Regions from separate parts of the Homo sapiens genome. Here region 2 is linked to region 1. Evidence: chromatin contacts called from ENCODE Hi-C or POLR2A ChIA-PET data. All regions are on one chromosome and are shown on one strand. Each heading gives the region's core, a stretch centred on a gene start or an enhancer-like site at or near the end of the contact. The rest is flanking DNA. Distances are from core to core; before and after follow the strand shown.

What was found. A loop is a pair of places that touch in the nucleus more often than their neighbours do. ChIA-PET counts read pairs that join two places held with the same protein, here RNA polymerase II (POLR2A). Pooled maps may share reads with other maps.
Region 2: a loop to region 1 is called in a map of heart right ventricle, with 2.4 times the contacts of the local background. The contact joins the promoter of SHISA4 here to the enhancer-like site in region 1. A Hi-C loop is called at or near these places in 3 of 168 maps with a recorded cell type or tissue (MCF 10A, gastrocnemius medialis and heart right ventricle) and 4 of 50 pooled maps. POLR2A ChIA-PET finds 5 or more read pairs at or near these places in 2 of 52 experiments (Panc1 and activated CD8-positive, alpha-beta memory T cell).

What each region holds. Positions count from the first base shown.
Region 1 is chr1:201,711,377-201,715,202 of GRCh38, forward strand. It overlaps NAV1 (neuron navigator 1), which reads left to right. Exons shown (of 34, transcript NM_001389617.1): 6 at 1,441-1,543. The region is part of intron 2 of IPO9-AS1 (IPO9 antisense RNA 1); the gene reads right to left. Among named protein-coding and RNA genes, the nearest start is that of MIR5191, 6.2 kb to the right of the region's middle. RefSeq lists enhancers at 1,553-2,241, 2,085-2,379. Within about 2 kb of position 2,220, at least 35 of the 41 ENCODE cell types and tissues checked have a DNase peak (open chromatin) inside an H3K27ac peak, as active enhancers do; they include Panc1, gastrocnemius medialis and heart right ventricle, where a contact is called at or near this core.
Region 2 is chr1:201,886,804-201,890,629 of GRCh38, forward strand. SHISA4 (shisa family member 4) reads left to right here and starts at 2,095. Exons shown (of 5, transcript NM_198149.3): 1 at 2,095-2,264; 2 at 2,642-2,813; 3 at 3,651-3,784. The coding sequence starts at 2,192. RefSeq lists enhancers at 1,588-2,097, 1,938-2,232.

The sequences.
Region 1 (3,826 bases), core at 970-3,469:
CCCGCCCCACCCAGCCTCCCCTCCCTGACAAGACAGTCAAGCAGCTGCCTGCCAGCCGGCCTGAGCTTAGTCTTGGGGGAATAAAAACCTCTTGAAGAGATTCAGAAATGTTCCCTTTGGCAGCTAAAAAAAACCTTACACTCCTGCTGAGTCTGTGGGCTGAGGAGGGACTGAGGGGGCGTTTGGCCTCTGCAGCAGCGGCAGAAGGCTTGCGGATGGAGGGGAAAAGGGAGCAGCCTGGAGAGCCAGAGTTCTTGGGTTTTCTCTGTTGTTTTGCCATCATCTTTCTGTCACTCCCTGACTCTCTCCTGCAGATTGTCTTTTAGGGAGGTACTGGGGGACTTGGTTCCATTCATGACTTTAGGTTCCAAAATGAAAGATAAGCCATGGGGCAGGGCCAGCTTCTCTTCATTATACTGTCCTTAGGGCCCAGGGTGGTGCCTGATGTGAAGTAAGTGCTTGATAAAGATTCATTGGATGAACTGAAGGAAGGAAGAACATTCTTTGAGTTCCTTCATGCTCAAGCACCTCTCAGTCATTTGGACGTTATTTTCACCCTGTTTGCTGTTGTAGATTCTCATCCGTCCAGGCTAATATCTGGACACCAGGGTTGAATACAATGGCTCTTGGTGATTTGGGATTCTGAGGATTGGGCCACACCCATGCATCCTTCTCACTCAGGATTGCACCACTTGTGTGGGGACTGCCCAGAGCTCACTTCAAGCTCCAGAAAATGACTGCTCATCCCTTCCACCTCCCACCAGCCACCTCACCTTTAGGAGACTATATCTGAACTAACTTCCTGGGACCCCATAGAGCAACCCCAGATATTACCAGTCAGTGCCTGGGTTTAGGTGTACTGAAGCCAGCTTGTACCAGTTCCCCAGAGCCAATTGTTAGCCCCTCTTCCTAACTCTGTGGTCAGTGACATCAGATTGGTAGATTGAAAGTGGCCATGATAGGAGGCTTTATACCAGGGAAATTGGCAAACACCACACATCGGTGTCCCCTTCCTCCGAAAGCCAGTTGTTAAACATTTACCAGCACAACCCTGGATAGGGGGTTTCAGGCAGATGTTCCAGCTCATCTCAACCACGAGAAATCTTGCCCAGGACCTCTGCTATGAGAAGCAGGGCCTCCCCAAAACAAAGCCAGAGGTAGAGGCAGTTCCTTGGGGGCTCTGAAAGGAGTGCACAGACACAGAAAGCCATGCCTGTACCCCCTGCCAGGATCTGGGGTTCAGAGGGCTCAATGGCACATGTCCAGGGCCTTTGAGAGGGCCCATTCTGTTGGTTGTCTTTGGGAAAGGGAGGAGGAAGGTGACTATCATGGCCCAGGGACTAGCCTCCTGGGGACACTGTCAATCTCCACTTCCTGACCCCCAGGATCCCAGCATTAAGTTCTCTTCACTCACCCAGCTCTTCCTTCTCTCCCTACCAGACCCAGAGTCCCAGAGAAAGAGGACAGTGCAGAATGTCCTGGATCTCCGGCAGAACCTGGAAGAGACCATGTCCAGCCTGCGAGGGTCCCAGGTGACTCACAGGTAAGCTCGAGCTGCAGAGAGGGTCATGCCCTCTGCCTTCCTGGCTCTCCACCCCATTCTGGAGGGCAGGGCCCCCGGGTCCCTCCACACCTCTGCCAGGTCAGCCAGGTGGCCTGATGCGTGGAGCCACTGCAGAAGGAGGAGGAAATCCATTTATCTCAACAAGAGAAGCTTGGCTTTGTCTTCTGTCTGCTTGTGCCTGAACATTTCATTTCATTTCAGCAAATCAGCTTGAAAATCACTAGCTTAGGAGCCAGGAAGTGGAAGCCATTACACAGCTCAATGTGTGATCTTTGATAGTCAGTCTCCTTCATTAGACCTCTGTCTCCTCAATCTGTCAAGAGAAGGTTTACTAAATGCTCTCTTCCTGTTCCTAAGTCTCCATTAAACTAGGGGTCTAGAATCAATTCCCTTCTCAACACCTGGGTCTTTTCACTCTTGTGTCAGTTAGGTGCCCCCTGGCCTCTTCTACGAGCCACTGAGGGAGGCTTGAGTGCTCAACAGGGCCCACACAGTGTCACCCAGCTCCATGCCCTGTTAGGTGTGTCCCCCTAGCCCACTCCCTGCAGAGACCTCATAGCCTCCAGCTGCATGGGGCACTCAGCCTTCCCACGGCACCTCTCTCTGGAGCAAAGTCCTGGCCACAGGCTCTGCTGTGACTCAGAATTTCCCTTGCTGGCTCCTTGGACTGCCCAGATGAGCTCATGCTGTCAGCTCCAAGTGGGGCAGAGGGCTGGGCTAAGCTCTGGGGACAGCGGGAGGCAGAACAGACAGCCAGATTGGGAAATCATGGGGGGTGTGGGGCAGGAAGGCTGTGTGAGGGCTAGGAAGCCTCCCCAGTTAGACTGGAAGTAGATTCCTCTCCAACTCCTGGGGCTGGAAAATTAAGAGCAAAGTTGGGACACAGGGGCAGTGGAAAAGGACTTTCTTTAGCCCAGGGTGTGGCCATTTGGGATTCTGAGGATGGGACCACACCCATGGACATATTTACATACCACCAATGACAAAGAACTCATTACCTTTCTTTTTTTATTTTTAACATAGGCTTTTTAAAAATATTTTGTTATTATTTTTAAAGACCGAGTCTCATTCTGTCGCCCACTGCCTCAGCCTCCCGAGTAGCTGGGATTACAGCTGTGTGCCATCACGCCCAGCTAATTTTTGTATTTTTAGTAGAGATGGGGTTTCACCATGTTGGCCAGGCCAGTCTCAAACTCCTGGCCTCAAGTGATCCACACGCCTTGGCCTCCCAAAGTGCTGGGATTACAGGCGTGAGCCACCGCGCCCGGCCAACTCACTACCTTTCAGTCACCCCGGTGCATTGTGGGATTGCAGCAACTCTGATGTGGAACTGCACTTAGTCTTAAGTAGCTTTCAGCCGTTGGCTGTAGTTCTTCCTGCTTAGATGACCCTTCTCCTTCTCCTTCCTTGTACTACTCCTCCCCCTATCCCCAGCCCATGCCCGCATCTTGGACACTCAGCCCTTTACTCCCAGACATCTCGAGTATTTTAAATGGTAAGATAAATCAAAACTCTCTGGGGATTACCTCTGCTCAGGCCAGCAGAACCCTGACTACTGAAAGGGAGGTGACCAAGGAAGTCCTGGAAAAAGGTGGATGGTGGGGGCTCCAGGACCCCCTTACATCTGTCCCTTACTGCCATCCCTCATAGCCCCAAGCCCCCAGCAGGAGCCCAAGTGAAGCAGGGATCTGGCAGAGCTTGGCTTATCAGTTTAGGACCCAGCGGATGAAATCTTGGACATCTGCCTTCCCCCATCCAAGGAAATTGTTGGAACATCTCTCAGCACCAAGTCACCCACCAGCCTCATGCCAAAGACACCAGAAAGTGCTTAGTTGCTGAGAGGGCCACACCCCAAATGACTCACTCACAGGAGTAGGAGAGAAGTAGCAGCTCCAGCCTCCTGGTGCCACTGACTCAGAGCAGCCAGCCCCCAGTCCCTCCGTTAAGCCGGACAGCTTGACCCTAGGCAGGCGCTATTGGTTTTCTGCTTCTAGTGGGAAAGGGGAGGCTTCAATCAAGCCTTTTGCATAATGCTGACTGGTTTAGGGGGAGCGTCTAGGGCCTCTGGCTTCTGCCTCCCTTTATAGGAAAGGAACCAAGAGCCCCGGAGCTGGTTTTTCTGTTTACTGTGGACCTAGAGCCACTTCCTCTCATAGGCTTTGGTTTATATTATTCCTGTTCCACACTGGTAGCCAAAACAATGATTCCCTGACTTTTTATGGCTCTTTTTTTTTTTTTTTTGAGACAGAGTCTCACTGTCTC
Region 2 (3,826 bases), core at 845-3,344, 180 kb after region 1:
TAAGAAGTGCCAGTTCTCCCAGTGCAGCCAGTTCTCCCCTCTGGTTGGCCCACAGCCCCCTCTCTTCACTCTCTGTCCTAGTCTAGTCACCTCCCATCCCATGAACTGAAACACATTCTTAGAATTTTGCAATTAGAAAATCACTGATGATGTTGGTGCGTGCTAGGTGTCATTGCAAGCTGGAAGTGTCAACTAGGGGTATACACTTTGAGGAGGGCGTGTCAACTAGGGGTATACACTTTGAGGAAGGCTAGTTGGAGAAAAAAGCAGGAAAGTAGCTAGAGAGGGATGAGTTTTAGGAAGGATGTGGTTTGGTTTGGTTTGCTTTGCTTTGCTTTGCTTTAAATAGGAGAGACTTGAGATTTCCTAGGGAAAAGAAGCTGGTAAGGTGTGAGAAGCTAAAGACACTAAAGAGATGGGATAATGAAGAGACAAATCAGCAGGGGTCAAGGGTACACATGGGAGATTCAGCTCTGGGCAGGAAAGACAGTCCCTTATCTGAAGATGATTCAACCAACAATGACAACACTGATGGCTAGGGCTGGATGGCCACATTGAACACAGCCACGTGGTCCCTGCAGTCATGGAGCTTTTAGTGTAGGAAAGAGGAGATGGATGGCAATGGGCACACTGAGTAGGTGGTGCTGGATTCAGAGGCGTTTCTCTTTGTCCCTGCTGCTGCATTTATGACTGTGTCCTGCGTGAGGACATACTCTTGCCCATCAGGCTACCAGCAACTTTCTGGGGCAGGAGCCTATCCTCTCCTATTCCAGCTCTCTTGGGTAGGTGTGCCAGCACCCACAGGGGCCCAGGATGGGGTAGCTCCTCTTTCGGCTGTCCTTCCCTAACCTACTAAGATTCTACTGGGCCTTCCATGGACCTGTCCTGATTCTCTCACCCCAGAACACAAGAAATACTCACTGTCTACACTGTCTGCTGTTGCGGCTGGGGATCAACCCTGATTTAGATTTGGGTCTTCCTGATGCCTCTACCATTTACTGGCTGTATTACCTTGAACAAGTTCTTTAACCTCCATGAGTCCTAGTTTCTCAGTCTGTGAAATGCGATTGATAACACTGATGAACCTTGCTTAGTTCATGGAGTTGTGGAAAGATTCCAGTGAGGTAGATGTGGAAGCCCAGAAGTGTGTGAAAGGGTGTACATGGCAGGGGATTAAGGTAGGCTTTTGATGATCTCCCTGGCTTAATTTGCAGTTCCTCGGAGGGTACCTCATGTAGCATGGGGCATAGTCACTGGCACTCAGTATAAACCTGTGAAGACTGACCTCTCCCATCCTAAAACACTGTCTCCACCTGGAATTAACTGTTGCCCACCTGAAATTAACTGTTGCCCTCCCTATGCTCCGGTGGCTATTGCAGTACAGGCTTGCTCTGTGAAGGGCTTTCACTGTGAAGAGTGTTTAACTGGATGGGCCCCAGGTGGCCCCAGCAGCCTGCCTTCCCTGCTAGTGAGGCCATGGGCTGGTGCATGCCAGCTCTGTCCACTTGAAGGGGGAAGGGTCCATCGTAGGGAGCCAGTGCAGCTGGCAGGGTTCAGGCCTGTGGGCACCGCTGGGGACAAAGCCACTCTGAATGCCTCTCAATGAGTGCTTGTGTTCTGGGAATGGGGGCGGGGTGACATCCAGCCTCTTTCCCTCTCCGCCCCCGACAGGATGTCCCAGGCTGGACGCGGCAGAGGAGGTCCCCCACAAGTGAAGGTCCAGCCCTGCTCCTCCAGGGTTGGCCCATGTGTCTGGGCATTCGGAGGTGGCACCAGGATCAGGGCTTCTGGAGTCCAGCATAGTGATTGGGCCCAGGCCGGGGGCGGGTCCAGGACACAGCCAGGCTTCCCTGGCCGCAGTGCCCAACTGCCCGCAGTGCCCATGGTGGCTCGGATGGGAGGAACCACCGCGGAGCCGGGGACAGGGGGAGCAGGGCAGTGCTCTGCTGGGTGAGGGGCACCCAGCTCCAGAGGCTAGGTGGGCGTCGCTGGTGGGTGGACTCCTGGGCGCTGCGCGGAGCCGCGCCGGCTGGGTTAGCGCGGGCGGGGCGCTTAGTCCCACCCCCAGAGGAGGCGGAAGAGGAGCCCGAGCCTGGCCGCGGGCTGGGCCCCGCCGCAGCTCCAGCTGGCCGGCTTGGTCCTGCGGTCCCTTCTCTGGGAGGCCCGACCCCGGCCGCGCCCAGCCCCCACCATGCCACCCGCGGGGCTCCGCCGGGCCGCGCCGCTCACCGCAATCGCTCTGTTGGTGCTGGGGGCTCCCCTGGGTAAGGGGATGGGGAGAGATGCGGCAGGAGTGGGATGGGGGCGGAGGAAGGGGAGGGACCGATCCGAGGGGCTTGGGCTCGGGGCTTCTCCGAGACCCTCCGGCTGCCACGGGAGCCTTGGGTGTTGCTGGGTCCTCAAGAAGCGGGAAGAGGGAGCTCCAGGATGCTGGGCCATGGGAGGCTGATCCCGGGGTGCAGGGTCAGCTTCAGGCAGAGGCCTCGGGGGCTCTGGGGCTGAGACCCTCAGGGTGGAGACAAGGGGCAACCCTCAGTGTTCGGGAGCCGTCAGGCTGGGGACCGCCGGGGGAGTGGGGCCGAGCGCGGCTGGGGATGAACTGGCCTGGTGGCCACTGGGCACCCCCAATCCCTGCCCGCAGTGCTGGCCGGCGAGGACTGCCTGTGGTACCTGGACCGGAATGGCTCCTGGCATCCGGGGTTTAACTGCGAGTTCTTCACCTTCTGCTGCGGGACCTGCTACCATCGGTACTGCTGCAGGGACCTGACCTTGCTTATCACCGAGAGGCAGCAGAAGCACTGCCTGGCCTTCAGGTGGGTTCCTGCCTCCTCACCCTCACCACCTCCTCTATCCTTTTCTCCAGAGGCCTCCTCTTCCTCCCTCCCGGACTCCTGCCTCCTCCGTTGTCGACCTCCACATTCTTAGCTGAATAGAGTCACCAGGACTCAAGCCTGGCGGCAGAGCTAGGTGCTTAGGTGCTGGTGCCTGGGAGTTCCAGAAAAGGCATGTTAGTTACCTTCATAGGCTTTGACTGGGCCCGGGGTTTCCAGGTTCTTTCTGGAGCCCTCCCTTTGGTCCTGCCAGGTCATGGGGAGGGAGGGTTCAAGGTTAACACCCGGACGACAGTGTAGCTTTGTGGAAGAAGCTCTGGCACAAAGGCAGGAGACTTGGGTTTGATTCCCAGGTCCACTTCTTACTAGCTGTGTGATCTTGGAGAAGACACTTGCCTTCTATGGGTCATTGCTTGCCAAATTAGTGGTTGTCAAACTTTTTTTTAATATATCATATATAAAATAGATATAGAGACTTCTGATTGAAGCGGGGTTTGGAAAAAATGGCTCTAGATTATTTCTAAGGCTCCTTTCAGTGTTATGCTGTATGTCTAATCATTTAAGTTGTAGATATAAAAGCAATGGTTGGGGGCGCACTGCAAATCCCCGTATGCTTCACACTAGCCAGCCAGGCAGCATAGCCTTCTGGGAAGTGGAGGTCCTCTAAGATCTCCTTCACAGGGACTGGGCAGAGCCCCACAAGGAACCCCAAATCTCAGCATGCCATGGCCCCCCTGCTGGCCAGGAGTTGGAGCCAGCATAATGAGGACTCCGTCCTATGAGTGTTGGAAGGTGAGAGGACCTGTTCTTTGTCTAAAGCCCCAAGACCATAGCAGGCATCGCCTCAGCTGTGATCCTCTTTGTTGCTGTGGTTGCCACCACCATCTGCTGCTTCCTCTGTTCCTGTTGCTACCTGTACCGCCGGCGCCAGCAGCTCCAGAGCCCATTTGAAGGTACACCCAGTACTGGGCAAGAAGGGCCTCAGATGGGCTGGG